2 separate regions of the Homo sapiens genome follow, and region 1 is linked to region 2. Evidence: chromatin contacts called from ENCODE Hi-C or POLR2A ChIA-PET data. All regions are on one chromosome and are shown on one strand. The core of a region is the stretch at or near the end of the contact, and the rest is flanking DNA. Distances in the headings are between cores, read along the strand shown.

Region 1 (7,054 bases), core at 464-2,963, 78 kb before region 2:
TTAAATTTCTTCTTGATACTTCTTTAAAATATTGCAGTGACATTGTATGTAAAGAAGCTTATGTATGGTAGGATGTAAGTTATTCCTTCAGTAGTTTCGAGTATTTTCTAAAATGTTTTTATTATTTTATTCAGTGATAATATGACTAATTTCCTTTACTAAAAATTAAAGAGTTAGCATAATAGTAATTCCATTGTAATAAGAAAAAATATTTCTTGAAATCATATATGTTAAAAATGCCTCAAAGGCACAAAAGAAATTCCACAGCATGAAATTCTCAAATTTCAAAATGAGGATGCATGCATCTTACGTCTTACGCTGGAATTTTCATTCGCTAATCAATTATGCATAATTTCTATTCATCATGTTCACAGAAACATTTTTCCTGCAAATAGTGAGGCAGAGACCAGGATCTCCTAAGTTTACATAAATCAAATTTTGGCAATTATAAGGGATTTTGCTTGGTCTGAGACTGGTCTATGGGGTTTTGCCATAAAGTCTGTTCACAGCTAACAAAGGAATTTTTCGCTTGTAAATAATAGGCCAAATACAAGCCCCCATGAGCCTTTTCCATTATGTTTCTTTCTTGAGGCTGTTCATTCTGTTTTCTTTTTTCTATGGTTGGATTTGTTGCCATATAAAATAGCAGTTTCAAACATTCTTTGTGATGGGTAATCCTATTAGTTTGGAAAAATGATTTTCCTGAAATTTGGAAAACAGGATAATTTGCCTCTTGCCACTTTTCACATATGCCATTATTTGATCACAATACTCTTTTTAGTTGCCATAAAATAAGAAAGGCTCTATGTCTTTTTTAAAAAAAATGTTCTTTTATTCTAACTTGGAAGCCTAATTAGTCCAGATTGTATTAAAATGCCTTGTTTTTGCTGCTTTTGTCAGAGAAGAGTTAGAACATGATGCCTCTCTTGGTAGGTCACAGACTGAAGAGGCCTGACCCAGGGAATCAAATGTCTGACCTGGCCTGACCCTAACCTCTACTTAAAATCAAGTCTTTACTTTTATTTAAAAACAGAGGTATACTTTCCATGTATCTTTTTTTTCTCCTTGTCCCAGCTGCTAAGAAGTACTCGTGGCTATTCATCTGAGAGCTCAGGGTGGGAAATTACATTTTCCAATCTTCTCAGTTTGGAGAATGGGCTCTGGGCTTGATTTACTCATGTTTACTTAGGGAAAATGCGACTATATTGTCTAGAAATTTTATGTAAGAGAAAAGCAACCAGAAAAATTCAGAATTAGATGAATTGTGGGTTTTCCTTCCACTGCACATGAAACATAAGCAATCATTTATTTCAAATGAATACTTAACACTGAATTAAAAATTATTCCTGATTGTGTTTTAGCAATTAGATAAAACATTTGGCTGACATATTAAAAAATTACAGTGGCAAAACATTTAAAACAGTATCAATTTTCTGTTGGGAACATAGGAGGTTGGGTGAGCTCCTCTAATAATAATACCATTAATCACTCTATGGTTTTGTGCTCTCACTTCTTAGGCAAATGATCAATACCCTTAATTTTAGGCTGGCTTTTATTGTACGGCTCTGTGATTCTTTTTTTCTCTGTTTGTGTGGTTCTTACAGTAAATTTAATTTATGACTGTGTAGGGTGATATATCCTTAGGTCATATCCTGTAATCTTTCATGTGGGGAATTCCCACGGAGTTATTCTGTGAGATCTGATGGCAGACTCTTTTGCTTTTACTTTAAACATCTTTACTTTTTGGGGGGTTGGGGGTGTGGGAGGTTTGCTAATTCAGTGCATTCCAAATTATAATGTACAGAGCTTTTATTCATTCATTCAGTCATGTAATATAACTCTGCAGACTTGAGTAGCCACAGAGGTTCCTTCTTATTCTAAATTCAATAATTTGTACCTTTGAAAATAAAAACTCTTTAGGGCCTCACAAGCTCAAATTTTCCCACTGTCTAGCTCTCGTTATCATAGCTAGCTTATTTTAAGAAAAGAGCTAAGTTTTCTTTTGTAGTCAAATCTTACTAGTTGTGATACTCAGTGTAGTAGCCAAATGTCAGCCTTAATGGTAACACGGCTTTAATTTTTTAGAGTAAGGCACATTGTTGTATTGGCATTTTCAAATTCAAGTGCAGCAAACATAGTCAAGTGTAGTAAACATACCTCTTCAGCCTGTGATGCTTTTGCTATGTTGATTTAATCACAAACAGCAAAGAGAAACACACTAAAAATCTCTTTGAAAATGGAAGTGAGTTTCTAGAAATATATCAGAATAATGATTTATTTTTCAGTTGGTCTATGTGACGTAAGTTAAAATGCAAGTAAAAATTAAATCTAGATGCGCATGCCTTGATTTAAAATTATTGAAATGTTCAAAATTGAAAGGTTCTTCAATTTGTGAAGTACATGAGGTCTGAGCCATGTATAGGACAATTTAAAATTATACAAGCTCTCTAAACTTCCCAGAGTGCTTCAATTTGGACGTTATCAGGGTTCCAGGAATGTATAATGCATAGAAATTTGAGGCTGCTGAAAATACTCTTTTTTTTTTTTTTAAAGAGTTCTTCTCTTGTGTTCAGACATCTGGGCATGTGCAGACACTGAAGAATAAACTGATGTAAACTTGTTTGAGTGCTTCAATTTGTAAGTGATTCGAAGAGCCGCCCAAATCACTCAGCACATGTTCTAATGGTTAGAACTGCCACATTCAACAAGTAGAGGGAAAGATGAAACTAAATCTTCACCAAGAGAAAAAAGGCTAATGGCTCAGGAATTCAAACATTTTCAAAAATATTTTACAATATTTTAGGAAAGATGACTTGAAATATGGCAAAGACATTATTAAAGGAGAGAATTCAATTAAACTTTTTGTCAAGGCCTCCCTTATGTTAATTTCACACTGTGCTATTTGTGAACTATACTCAGGCAGTCTAATTGACTTACTGTCCCTTGAATGGCCCACATTTGACCATGTTGATGTCTTTTTGATCTGTTTGCTCTTGCTGGTAGCTCAATTCTGAAAATAGATTTCATTTTGCATGTCAAGTCACTTCTCTTACTGGTGGTTGCCTGGAGTGCTGTGTTGAGAATTCAGAAGTCACATTAGGCAGTAAAAGAGGGTCATAATTAACGTTGCCACCATGGACAATGGAATGACATTTGGGATCATAGAATTTTTGTTTTGTTTTGTTTTTGTTTTCCCTATTCATGTCTTGTTTTCCTTCAAGATTCTGTTCAGGTAAGACTCAAGATATCCCAAACATGTCTAATTGAAGTTTTTCAATATTACAGCCCTTGATCTTCATCAATACAGCATTTTTACCCCTTAAACTTTTAAATATTGAAAGAATGATTAAAATTTTAAAATTCAATTGATGGTTGTTTTATTTTCTGTTTCAAGAATGTCTCATATTAATAGATAATAATAGAGAATTTCTACATACACTGATATAATGGACCTTCCTGGTCTTATGTTTGCCCCTTCTTAGCTGTATGACTTTAGGAAAGTCACTTTACCTCATTGAATTCCATCAGCTTCATTTGTTGAGGAGTTAAATAAGGTCCTTTCCCACTCTGAGCTGTGAACTTCTAGTGATAAAAGTGGGATCAATGAGGCACCTATCCTTGGATACTGAAATGTCAGATTGAAACATAAAAATGGTAATATTCCTGAGTGAAGTGGATCCTCTCAGCATCCTGGAGAAACTTCCCTAGTCAAGTCTGGAATTTCTGAGCTATTGTTCCCAATAGTGGCAGGTGTTGGGCCAAATATTTGGCATAATTTTAGAGGCTGCATGGGAACTTTTAGTTCTTTTTCTAAATGGTCCCTGTCTATCAACTGGTGCTGATAATTGTTTAGGCTGGAACAAAAAATTTTATTTCCCAAATTAAAAGACAGGAATGCTGAATAGTAGAAAGAACAGATGTTTGAGGGGCAGAAAGACCTGAATCACTTCTCTATTACTCATCATTTTTATAAACTTTCACATGTTTCATAGAGTCTCTGAGCCCCAGTTTCCTCGTTTGTGAAATGGTAATAATAATATCTATTTCATAGATTTCTGGGAAGAAATAAATACGAAAATGTGCATAAATTGGTCTAGTACTATCGTGAACTGAATGTTTGTGTCCCCTAATTCACATGTTGAAGCCCTAACTGCCAATGTGATGGTTTAGGAGGTGGGGACTTTGGGAGGTAATTAGGTCATGAGGGTGAAGCCCTCATGAATGGGATTAGTGCCCCTACGAAAAGAGAAATGAGTTTTCTTTTGACTATGTGGGTATACAATGAGAAGTCAATCATCTAGAAACCAGGATGCCAGCCCTCCCCAGACTCTGGATCTTGGACTCCTCAGACTCTAGGACCATGAGAAATAAATTTCTGTTGTTTAAGTCACTCTGTCCTTGATAATTTGTTATATAGTAACCCAAATCAACTAAGACAAGCACCTAGTAGACTTTCAATGATTAATTCATTTCCTTTTCCTTCTTTCAATGAAAAGAATTTTGTTTTTCTACTATGTGTAGAAATTGTAGTCTGAAATTTAGAAATATGTGTGCAGAATTGGATTGGGGAAGGCTTTAAATGATGGGCAGTGGAGATTGACATCCAGGCAGTAATGAAAAGTCCTAAAAAACTCTGAACAAGAGAATGTTATGTTTACAGCTGTCTAAAGATTAAAGTTGGCAGAAGGATAGATGAACATGGCTAGTAGTAGCTAGGAGAAAGACATTGACAGCCTAAGGTTCTCATGTAGGCAAAAGTGCCCGTAGGGGTGGGGACAGTGGAATAGAGCAAGACAGGGAGGCAAGGGGGATCAATTGAGAGGTCAATTACCAGGACTTATACCTAATTAAATGAGTGAAGAAAAATGTCCATAGTAACCAGATTTTTAATTTTCTAGTAACTAGATCTCAAACCCCAGACAAATTGTTTAAATCTCTCTGAGTTTTAGCAAAACGTATAGCTACTGGCATCTGTAGCCCAGAGAGTATAAAATGGGGGAATTTAATGTGATCTCTTATTTTACTTTTAACTTGATAATTTTAATTGTATTCTACTTCCCCCATAATAAGTCACAGGGACCATTGTTAAATTTAATTAAGATATTTGATAAATATAATGTCACTGGCTGTAAGAAATGAGCATAAAGCTATAGGAAGTAAATTAGAAAGACAAAAAGACATGCTTACTTCATGAAAACATATGAGAATGAAAAGATCTAGTCATGCTTGTGGAGTAGACATAGTGTGCCAATACTCTGGAATATTGAACATCTACTTTGTTAACTGGATACACAGGGCAACTTCCCAGAGTTGATGTAAGCCTTGGGCCTGACCTCAAGGCATAAATCAGTGGTTCCCAGACTTTGAGATTTCATGGTCCACACAATTAAACAAAAAAAGCCATTCAAAATGAAGTGTCAACTTTTATTTTGTCAAGTACAAATTTTAAAAACCAAGTACAAAAAAACCTACCATCTCTTGATACCATTATTTAAATAAAAAGGAGTAAATTTAATGTCCAAGAGAGAAACAAAGGACAAAATCTCAGAACAAAAAAAAACTTTAATTTTAATCTGTTTAGCTTTATTAAAACCTCACTATGTCTGAGAAGTGACATCAGCAAGATGGTCTACTGGAAGCCCCTACTGCTCTTCCTCCCCACCATGAGAGCCAAAGCAATGAATGAACAACTATATTTTAGGGAAAATAACTAAGGGAGAGCACTGAAGTACATCTTAGGAGTAACAGAAATCCTGGTGAGCACAGAAACTCAGGATAACCACATAGAGAAGAGAACACCTGGCCTCCATCATTTCATCCCCCACTAGATATCAGCTGGGAACTAGAAGGAACTTCTCCCATGGAGAAAAGGTAAACGATAAGATCCCAGTAGCCACCATCAGCATCTGGGACAAATACAGCCCTCACCACTGGGGTCCCCTGCAGTCCTCACAGGCACTAAGCCCACCTGAGGGAGCTAACTGGAGCCCACACAGCTGTGCTGTCTCCACAAAAGGAGCTGATACTGTGCACTGCCCTCGGTGGTCCACGCAGCTACTATACTGCACCATCCTAGAACTAGGACTACCACTAGAGTGTGCCTTACTACAAGGGTGAGTGCTCAAGGCATATCTTCATTCCTGAGACCAAGCCACCACCAAACCATCCCCAGCTGGTGGCCCAACATCCCCAAGCTGAGCTATGACCAGCTGTCACCTCCTTCTCCATAGAGCCAAGAAGCAGTGGAGCTCCTCCACCTGTCTCCCCAGGCTTCAGTTGTAGCTGTACTCTGTTCCATAAGGCCAGAGCTGGGCCTGTACAACCCCTCCTGGGAAATAAGGCCCTGATGTAGCCCCTTTATCTACCCCTCACTGTTGCTGCTATGACTTACCCTCAGGGGACTGAGCTAAAGCTGTGCACTGCCTCTTAAGGAAACATTGCCTTGGCGGAACTGCTCCATATACCTCTCCCAGTCATTGCTGTGTTCTGCACCTGGGGACCAATGCTAAAGCTGTACAGTCCCCCTGGGGAATTGTTGCTTTGGCAGAATCACTACATTTACCTCTCCTAGTTGCGGTTATGCCCTGCTTCTAGGGGCCTGAGCTGAAGCTGTACTCTCTTTCCTGGGGAAACAGTGCCTTGGCAGAGTTGCTCCATATGCCCTTTCCAGTGTCTGCTGCACCCTTCCCCTAGGGGCCTGAGCTGAAGCTGCACACTGCCTTCCAAGGAAATGGTGGCTTGGCCCACCAAATAAACCTCCCAGCTGCTACTGCACCCTGCCTCACCTGTGCTGGAGCAGAAGCAATGCCAGAAAATGGAGAGATAGTGTTTTGGTTGCCCAGAATAGTCATGCCCCTCTGTTCCTGAGCCAAAGCAGCATCCCGATCCTGGGAAAACAGCACCATGGCATCCTAGAATAGTCATGTCTGCCCCTGTGCATAAGTTGAAACAGCACCCTATCTTCTAGGAAATGGTATCTTGGCTGTCCAAAGTGGTCATACACTCTGGTGTCTATGCTAAAGTGATACTCTATGTTCTTGAGAAATGGTTCCCG
Region 2 (7,604 bases), core at 2,758-5,257:
AATATTTTTATGTTTAATATTCAGCTCAGGGTCAGCAATAATGATCTTATTTCTAGAGTTTTAGTCACAGCTGTTAGAAATATTTTTCTTACACAAAGCTTTATGGAAGAATATTGTTCATATAGGTTTTATAATTTTGTTGCTACCATATTTAACTAATGGAAATTGTAAAATTTATACAACCAGTTTACTTTCAACTTACTTATTTGCAATAGTTTGTTGTGATTTTCTGGTAAAACAGTAAGCCAATAACAAAATATGCACCATCTAATAGAATTTAAGCCTTGAGAGGTGAATACACTTTGAATCTTTAACTACAAGTTTAGGGAAGTGAAAACAATGACAGTAGTAATTAAAAACCTTATGATGCAAATGAAAACAATTCAAGTGATACGCAGCCTTCGTTTAAAAAAAAATGAATCACTTTTATATTTCATGAAGAAAGGTCCTGGAGCTGGTTTCTCTGAGGAGCAAGTGCCTCGTAGAAAGATGTAGCTGGATAAGTAAGCATATGGCTAGGAAATTTTGAAAATTTCAGCCTAAAACTTACCATTCTCAGGATTTCAAGGATTCATAAAATAAAACGAATGTAGCCAAGTGGAAAAAGGACAAATACATAATTCATGAAGCAGCCCTTTCTGACATACCCTGCTGCTTTTGGCTCCTAAAAATAGATCAGTTAAGAGTAACACGTAATAATTTCCTTTAAAAAAGTGGTGAAGATGTATTTTATTTGAAAGTGTTCTAAATTTTTGCAGTGTAAGCAATGAGGAGTCTTCAGCCTACTTTAGAGAAAGACATGGGGGTGCTATGCAGACATATTTGAAATGCTCTTTTTTTTTTTTCCTGTGGCCTTATTAGCATCTAGCTGGAAGGCATCGCATGTTTCTTTGCTTCACTGTGTTCTATGCAAATTATCAGGGTGGAAAGTGCCTTTACTAATAGTTTTAAAATACACTTTAGAGTGATGCGTTTTCTTGCAGACAGCATATTTCACATGGAATCTTCAACTGGGGGCCAACACATTTACCATCAATTTAAAACCCAAAGAATATTTAGTCTAGTGATACATCAAGTAGCATAAGAAGCCATCTCGGAATAATACAAAATTTAAAAACGTGGCCTGCGTAAGTAAATCCATTATCACTCTTTTCCAAATTTTGGACTTTTATTAATGTGTTAAATTTGTAAAGTATAAACATACATAATTTTTAAATCCACCCAGAACTATTTTAAAAAGCAAAACCATTATGTTTACACTTGCTTACCCCTATTTTCTTTACATCATTTAGATGACTCTTACTGCATGAACTTAAAAATACAATGTGGTATTGGAAATTTTACCATCGTTTTGAAGTTAAGCATAAAATATTCATCCTAATTATATTTGCATGTACAAATAATTGCATCAGTGTAACTGAGTTTTGGATGATTTCTGATTTTGAAAAACATAAAATAAATTTACAATTAGAATTATTACATTTACTTTTCAGTGCTCAGTAAAGTCTTCGATGGTATTAGTGCTATAAAACATTTTACTTTATGCTATAAATTAGCATAATCTTATTAATTTTCATCTGTCTCCTAAGAAATGCCAGATTTACAAAAACATTCAAACCAAAACTCTGTAGCCTGTAGACTTCTAGTAGTCTACCTGTCAGTTCTGATTAATTTGAGTAATCCAGTTATTTCACTGACCTACTTTTTCAATGACTACTAACTTTTCTAAGCAAAAATCAAAGGTTTATTTTTTCTTGATGGTGTTTTTTTTTGCCTAGGATTATTAATAATTCAGTCAACAGATTTGTAAAGCTAACTTTTATTTCTGGAATTTTTTTATATTCATCATAAAATAGTGAATTGTCCATATTTTTCTATCATTGAGACACATTGGTCAGATCTAATATATATTCCATATTATTTCCATTTAATTTATACCTCCAAAAAGAATAAAAAATAAGGATGAAAGTATCAATCAAGATATCTTTAAAGTAATAAAAAAAATCCTGCCCTAGTTTAAGGTATTTTCGGCACTTTTCAAAAAAAGATAATTAAATTAAAATTGGCTCCTATGAATAAAATTTTACATTTTGAGGATAAGGGGCTTGTTTCTAATCCTTTTTGATATTATCTGCTGACTTCACTGAACTTAATTATACAAAGTACATTTAATCCAACTTGTCACATACACACACACATACACACACACACACACACAACTATTTGCACTTGTCTTATTTGAAATGGCAAAGATGTGACACTGGATTGACATGGTTTCCTTAACACTCATGTTGCTAAACTAGAACGTGCTAGGGGCAAATAACTCTTATAACATTGCTCCAAAATATTTATGATATTTTTGGAGTCCTAGTCAGTTAACCGTGCGAAAATTTTTTTTAAAAAGGACTCTCATTTTATAACAGCAACATAAGGATATAATATTAATAGCCCTATTAATGTGCATTGAATGCATGCTGAAATGCTAACTAGCCTATCAAGTCCACCACAGCATCATTGAAATAGTTATGAATTAACTCAGACTTTCAATCTTATATGCTTGTATCTGTATTCTTAATGCTTGCCTTTTAGTAAATTTTATAGGAAATAATATAACCTCCATTTCATACTAATATGGACTCTACTTTCATAGGAGTTATCTACTGTCCTTGATGAATATCCATAATGCACAATGTTAAAATGAGAAAGCTATAATTGGTAAATAGGTCAATAAGTGCACAGTTCAGAAGACAGCCATATCATGCTGTTATTTGTTCTCATCTCTCCCATAATGAGGATGTTCGCATTGCATGTTAAAAGTTGCTTCTGTGAAAAGCAATATTTGAATCATATACAAAGCTGTTGGACCAGGATGACAGGGTTCTTAACAAGAAAGGATAGAGCAAGTACTAGTCAACCCCAATGTGTCTATTGTAATAAATTCAAAAGGAAGAGCTAATCTGAGCAATGGATATGAAATAGGAAGCGTATACATCTGAGAGGAAAATATGTGAGGGATGATCGCAAAATGATTCATGACCTTAAAACTATTGTGGTGCCATGATAGACAGAAATTAACTCTCCATTTCACAGTAAAACCAAATAATTAACTCTCTCCTAATGAATGCCTTTTGGGATCCTTTCTGCAAGATCTCATCTGAAAGTCTTCTGTAAATAGCTGACATATCCAGCAATAGAGGAGCCAGCAAATACTGTGTTTTTAGAGAGAAAAAAAAATTTTTAAAGCAATTGCTAGATATTACAAAACTGATTTACCATCATCTAGTGGGTTCTTAGATTTAATTAAGTTTAATTAGATTTAGTTAGATGAATTAGATGCATCTAGACTCAGTTTACCTGATCTCGACCTAAAAGCAACATTTTGCCACTTCATTTGCATAGGGAAGAAGAAAATCTCATATAAGTCAACATTCAAACTCACCACAATAATGAGCCTCAATATTTGGACCTAAAATGGCTAGCACTTTTACACTTCATAATCACGGAAATGTGTTATGTTAAAGCAGTAGGAAGGAATCCCCTTTTGTGTGGAATTCACCATAGTAAAACCAACAAACAGAAATAGACTATGGATTTGTTTGTTTTATAAAGCAAGTTTTGTTCATTCTGCTGTTAAATACTGAGAGCAGAGCCTTTTTGCTGCTAAAGGAAAAGAATCTAAGCATTATTGTTTACCCTGTAAAAAGTGTTACATGCTGTCAGAAAAGATCAATCCTTTCCTCCAGTATCTTTTTCTTTTCTAAAAGTCTTCCCCTGTACTGCCATGAACTGCTACAATGTTAACAGAATTAGAAGTTTATGTCTGTTCTAGTCTGCAAAATAAAATGCACAAATGCAAACCAAACTTACCTTCCATTAACGTTTTCAATTTTGAATATGTTTTCATTTATTCTAGTCTCTTGAAGTTAAATCATTTCCTTTATATGTAAGAAATTTGCTAATCATTCATGGGTATTGTTTTCTCTAGGTTATTTGGTTTCCTATGTATCAATTAGGACCCAGCCCAATTCCAAGTATATATAGCCAGAAAGATCATACCATCTCTACAATAAAATCCTAGTTAAGTCTTTGATTTTTAAAAATGCATACTTATTTTACACATTTATTTTTTAAAATTAAAAAATCTGCTTCCAAATTATGTATTATCAAAGAGTATACTATATAAAAATCTTAAGTTTAAATTAAACATAACTTTTAAAATTTATTAATTAAAGATAAAGGTGGTCTTTTTCTAATTTATGAAAGAATTCTACATCTAAGACTAGTTATGTTATCTTTCATTCCGATAACAAATGTTTTTCAGAATTACAGAATTTTTTAAATTTTATAAAATAGAATAATGTAGTGTGAAATAAACGTGCCAAATGTGACTTTTTTAACTTCTGCATTGTCTGACAGCCTATAGAGTTACAGGAAATGTTTTATGTCATTATTATAGCTTTGTTCTAATTAAATCCATATAATCTTCACTTTTTGAGTTTAATCAAAGTAATATATGCATTTAATTTATGCCCAAAAAGCCCATAATAAAAAGTAGTTACCCCTACTCTCTGAGTCCCAATCATTCCAATCCCCAGGTACAACCACTTTCTTTGGGATATTTGTTCAACTATACCTCCATGTTTATGAAATATATGATTGTTGCTTTTTGATATATTAATTTTTGACACCATGCATGCACTTCCTATAACTGTAAGATTACATTATGTTCTTATCCGTATTCTATATTGCCATTATTTTTACTATGTAATATTATTCTATTTTATTTTTTAAAAATAGAAACATGGTTTTGCTATGTTGCCCAGGTTGGTCTAGAATTCCTGGGCTCAAGTGATTCCCCTCCCCCTCCCAAAGTGTTGGGATTAAGTTGTAAGCCACTGCACCCAGTGGCTAGTAGAGAATAGTAGTACTAGTATTCTCTACTAGTAGAGAATACTAGTACCATTCTCTTCTAACACCAATAATATACCACAATTCCCTTTTGTGTACTTTTTAGTTTGTTGTATTTAATAATTATCTAATTTTTTCAATTTCATTGTTTTCTCTTGAAGTGTTACTAAGTTGTTCCATATCTTTAATAACAGTTAGTGGACCAGATTTTGTTCGAAAACTGTCATTCAGAAGTGCTTAATGCACCTACTCCAATCTGGACTGAGTACAAATGCTTCTCTCATTGCTTTGAGGATATTAACTTAGCAGCACATTAAGGGATGGTTGGTAGGAGCAATCTCTTTTGGGTACAGATAATAAGGGGTTTATTGTAGAACGTTTTAGAATAAAGAACGTTTTAGAATAATACTAGAGTTGACCAAATATCAGTTTTCATTTTTATCATCACCATGCATCAGTAAATTCTAAACAAAGTCAACTATAAAATATTCTTCACTGCCAGGGCCAATTGCTTCAACCACCGTGTTTCTGCCTATTATATGTTACTTTATTAATTACAGTTCTTTCACACTTTTCTTGAATTTTTACATGTTCTCTTAAATCTCCTTCATCTTCTTTTGCTTTTATTCTTTTTTCTTTTTGTATTTGCTTATTTATGTTGGCGGCATGCTTCAAAAGCCTAGTGATTTGCAGATTCACCTTATAATGAAGTTATTTTAAAAGCTAGAAAATCTGTGTTCCTCAGCTGTGTTTGTTGAGTGGTAGGCTGGTTTTGTGAGGGTGGCTCCTAAATGTCAAGATCTCTGGCTCCATTTTTGGGGACTATTCCTGTGCTCCAAAGATTTGTTCGGTCTTATCTTTTTGGACTACCAGTCTGGGTGCTAATATTCTGGGAGGTGAGCTGGGAAAGGTACTAATGGTCTAATTGTTCTTGAGACTTCCAGAGATACAATGCTTGCTTTTCGTTAATGTTCCTCTCTGCAGTAGTTTATGGATCATCTTGTTCCATTCTGTCCATTTCATCTTCCTAGATCATGGCTTTAAGGTTGGAAATGTTTTCTGATTTATTATATATGCTCTTTCTTTTTTCTCCATTTTAATTATTTTAGGGTTAAACTGACGGTAACATAAATGTAATTTTTCACTTCTAATTCTGAATTGTGAAGTGGTGCTACAACTTAAACTATTACAAGCAGGTTACCCTTAAAACTCTTCCAGTCTTTTGAAAACATATACGTATAAACAAAAGTTATTTATTTAAAATCATATTCAAATCCATTAAAATAAGTTTTAGTAATATAATGGACTCTAATAAAACACTCTCCCCATAAGCCAACTAAAAAAATACAACCAAGTAAATTGTTCTCTCTATGATCAAAATCTAGCACTTATTTTCCAGCCAAATGTTAATTGCTACATGGGCTCTAAGATTTTGTTTGTTTGATTGTTTTTTATTTTGCTGATAAGCTGTATCTTATAGTACTGTTGGCTGTAATTGCTAACCAAAATTACACAGTGTTAAGAAAATAATGAGTCAGAGAAATTCTATGATGAACAAAAATGTGCAAACAGTGGCAAGACCCATTGGTTGTTAGAGGTTCTGTAATAAACTAAGACATGTATGATACTATTGAATCATTGTCAATCAAGCATGGTCTTGAATTATTTTCTCAGGAATTATTGCATTTACATCTTGCTTTGTAAGGTTTAGATCTGAGAAATCACAGTCACAAAGATTTCTTAGAATTTAGCTGACACTTGTCTCTTTCCAGGTTTTCCATAGAAATCATGAAATGGGTCATATAATTGAGAGCATTTGTATGTACAGCTTTGCACTTTAGTTGCAATTGCCTTGGTTCTCCAAATGAAGTTTAAAGCTTTTAAGTCAAGCTTTATCATTTTCCCTTGGAACAAATGGAACATAATTTCACAAACTATTTATATTCCTGATGCTTTCTTCTCGAGTTCTGGTTTATATGGGAAAAAAAATGGAGACTTCATAACACAAACCTAAACTGAGTTTGGAAGCTGAAGAAAGTTGGATATAAAGGAAACCTGTATAAAGGAAACCTCAGAAGTTTTATACTTGAAGTAATCTGATGAAACCAAGAAATATGCATTTTCAGTTAACACTACTGAGTGAAGAAAATAGACTATTGGTGAGAAATTTTAGAAACATTTAGTTAAGCTTTGTAAGTATTTTTCTTATATATATCTTAAAATGTAAGTTTATATAAAATTCTAGTTTGTCTAGACTGAGCCAAATAAATTATCTCCCTTAAGTGATCTGCTTAATTGCCTAAAAAGAGTGAGAATTAAGGTGAAAAATTATGCTCAGTGACAACCCGTTTTTGTCAACTTCAAAGACCCCTCCAGACTCCTGCAAGAGCAGCCTCTCTAACATGTAATGGACACAGGTTTCTCCAGGGCTTACACTCCTTCAAAAGCTCCCATCACCTACTTCTATGTGTATAATGTTTGCTGGGGAATAAATGTAGGGGCCGTCAAGTCCTGCATTTATTTGGACTTTGTCTCTCTCTCAGCTAGTATTTTTTTTTTTAGCCCTTAGTGAGTGACATCAACAAATAGGTCACAACAGCATTCTTGAAAATATGAAATAGAGAAAAAGAGAAATTGCAGTGTGAATCATTCACTGTACAGCCAAGTACATTTATGCATGCACCGATTAGGATAAA

The links. Hi-C counts contacts between places; a loop is a spot of excess contacts on that map. ChIA-PET counts read pairs that join two places held with the same protein, here RNA polymerase II (POLR2A). Pooled maps may share reads with other maps.
Region 1: a loop to region 2 is called in a map with no recorded cell type, with 4 times the contacts of the local background. The contact joins the enhancer-like site here to the promoter of LINC02789 in region 2. A Hi-C loop is called at or near these places in 1 of 168 maps with a recorded cell type or tissue (A673), 1 of 37 single-sample maps with no recorded cell type and 6 of 50 pooled maps. POLR2A ChIA-PET finds 5 or more read pairs at or near these places in 2 of 52 experiments (MCF 10A and OCI-LY7).

What each region holds. Positions count from the first base shown.
Region 1 is chr1:199,220,995-199,228,048 of GRCh38, reverse strand. The region is part of intron 3 of LINC02789 (long intergenic non-protein coding RNA 2789); the gene reads right to left. Among named protein-coding and RNA genes, the nearest start is that of LINC02789, 76 kb to the right of the region's middle. Within about 2 kb of position 1,713, at least 4 of the 41 ENCODE cell types and tissues checked have a DNase peak (open chromatin) inside an H3K27ac peak, as active enhancers do; they include A673, where a contact is called at or near this core.
Region 2 is chr1:199,145,001-199,152,604 of GRCh38, reverse strand. LINC02789 (long intergenic non-protein coding RNA 2789) reads right to left here and starts at 4,007. Exons shown (of 4, transcript NR_147896.1): 1 at 3,868-4,007. The region is part of intron 1 of LOC107985243 (a long non-coding RNA gene); the gene reads left to right.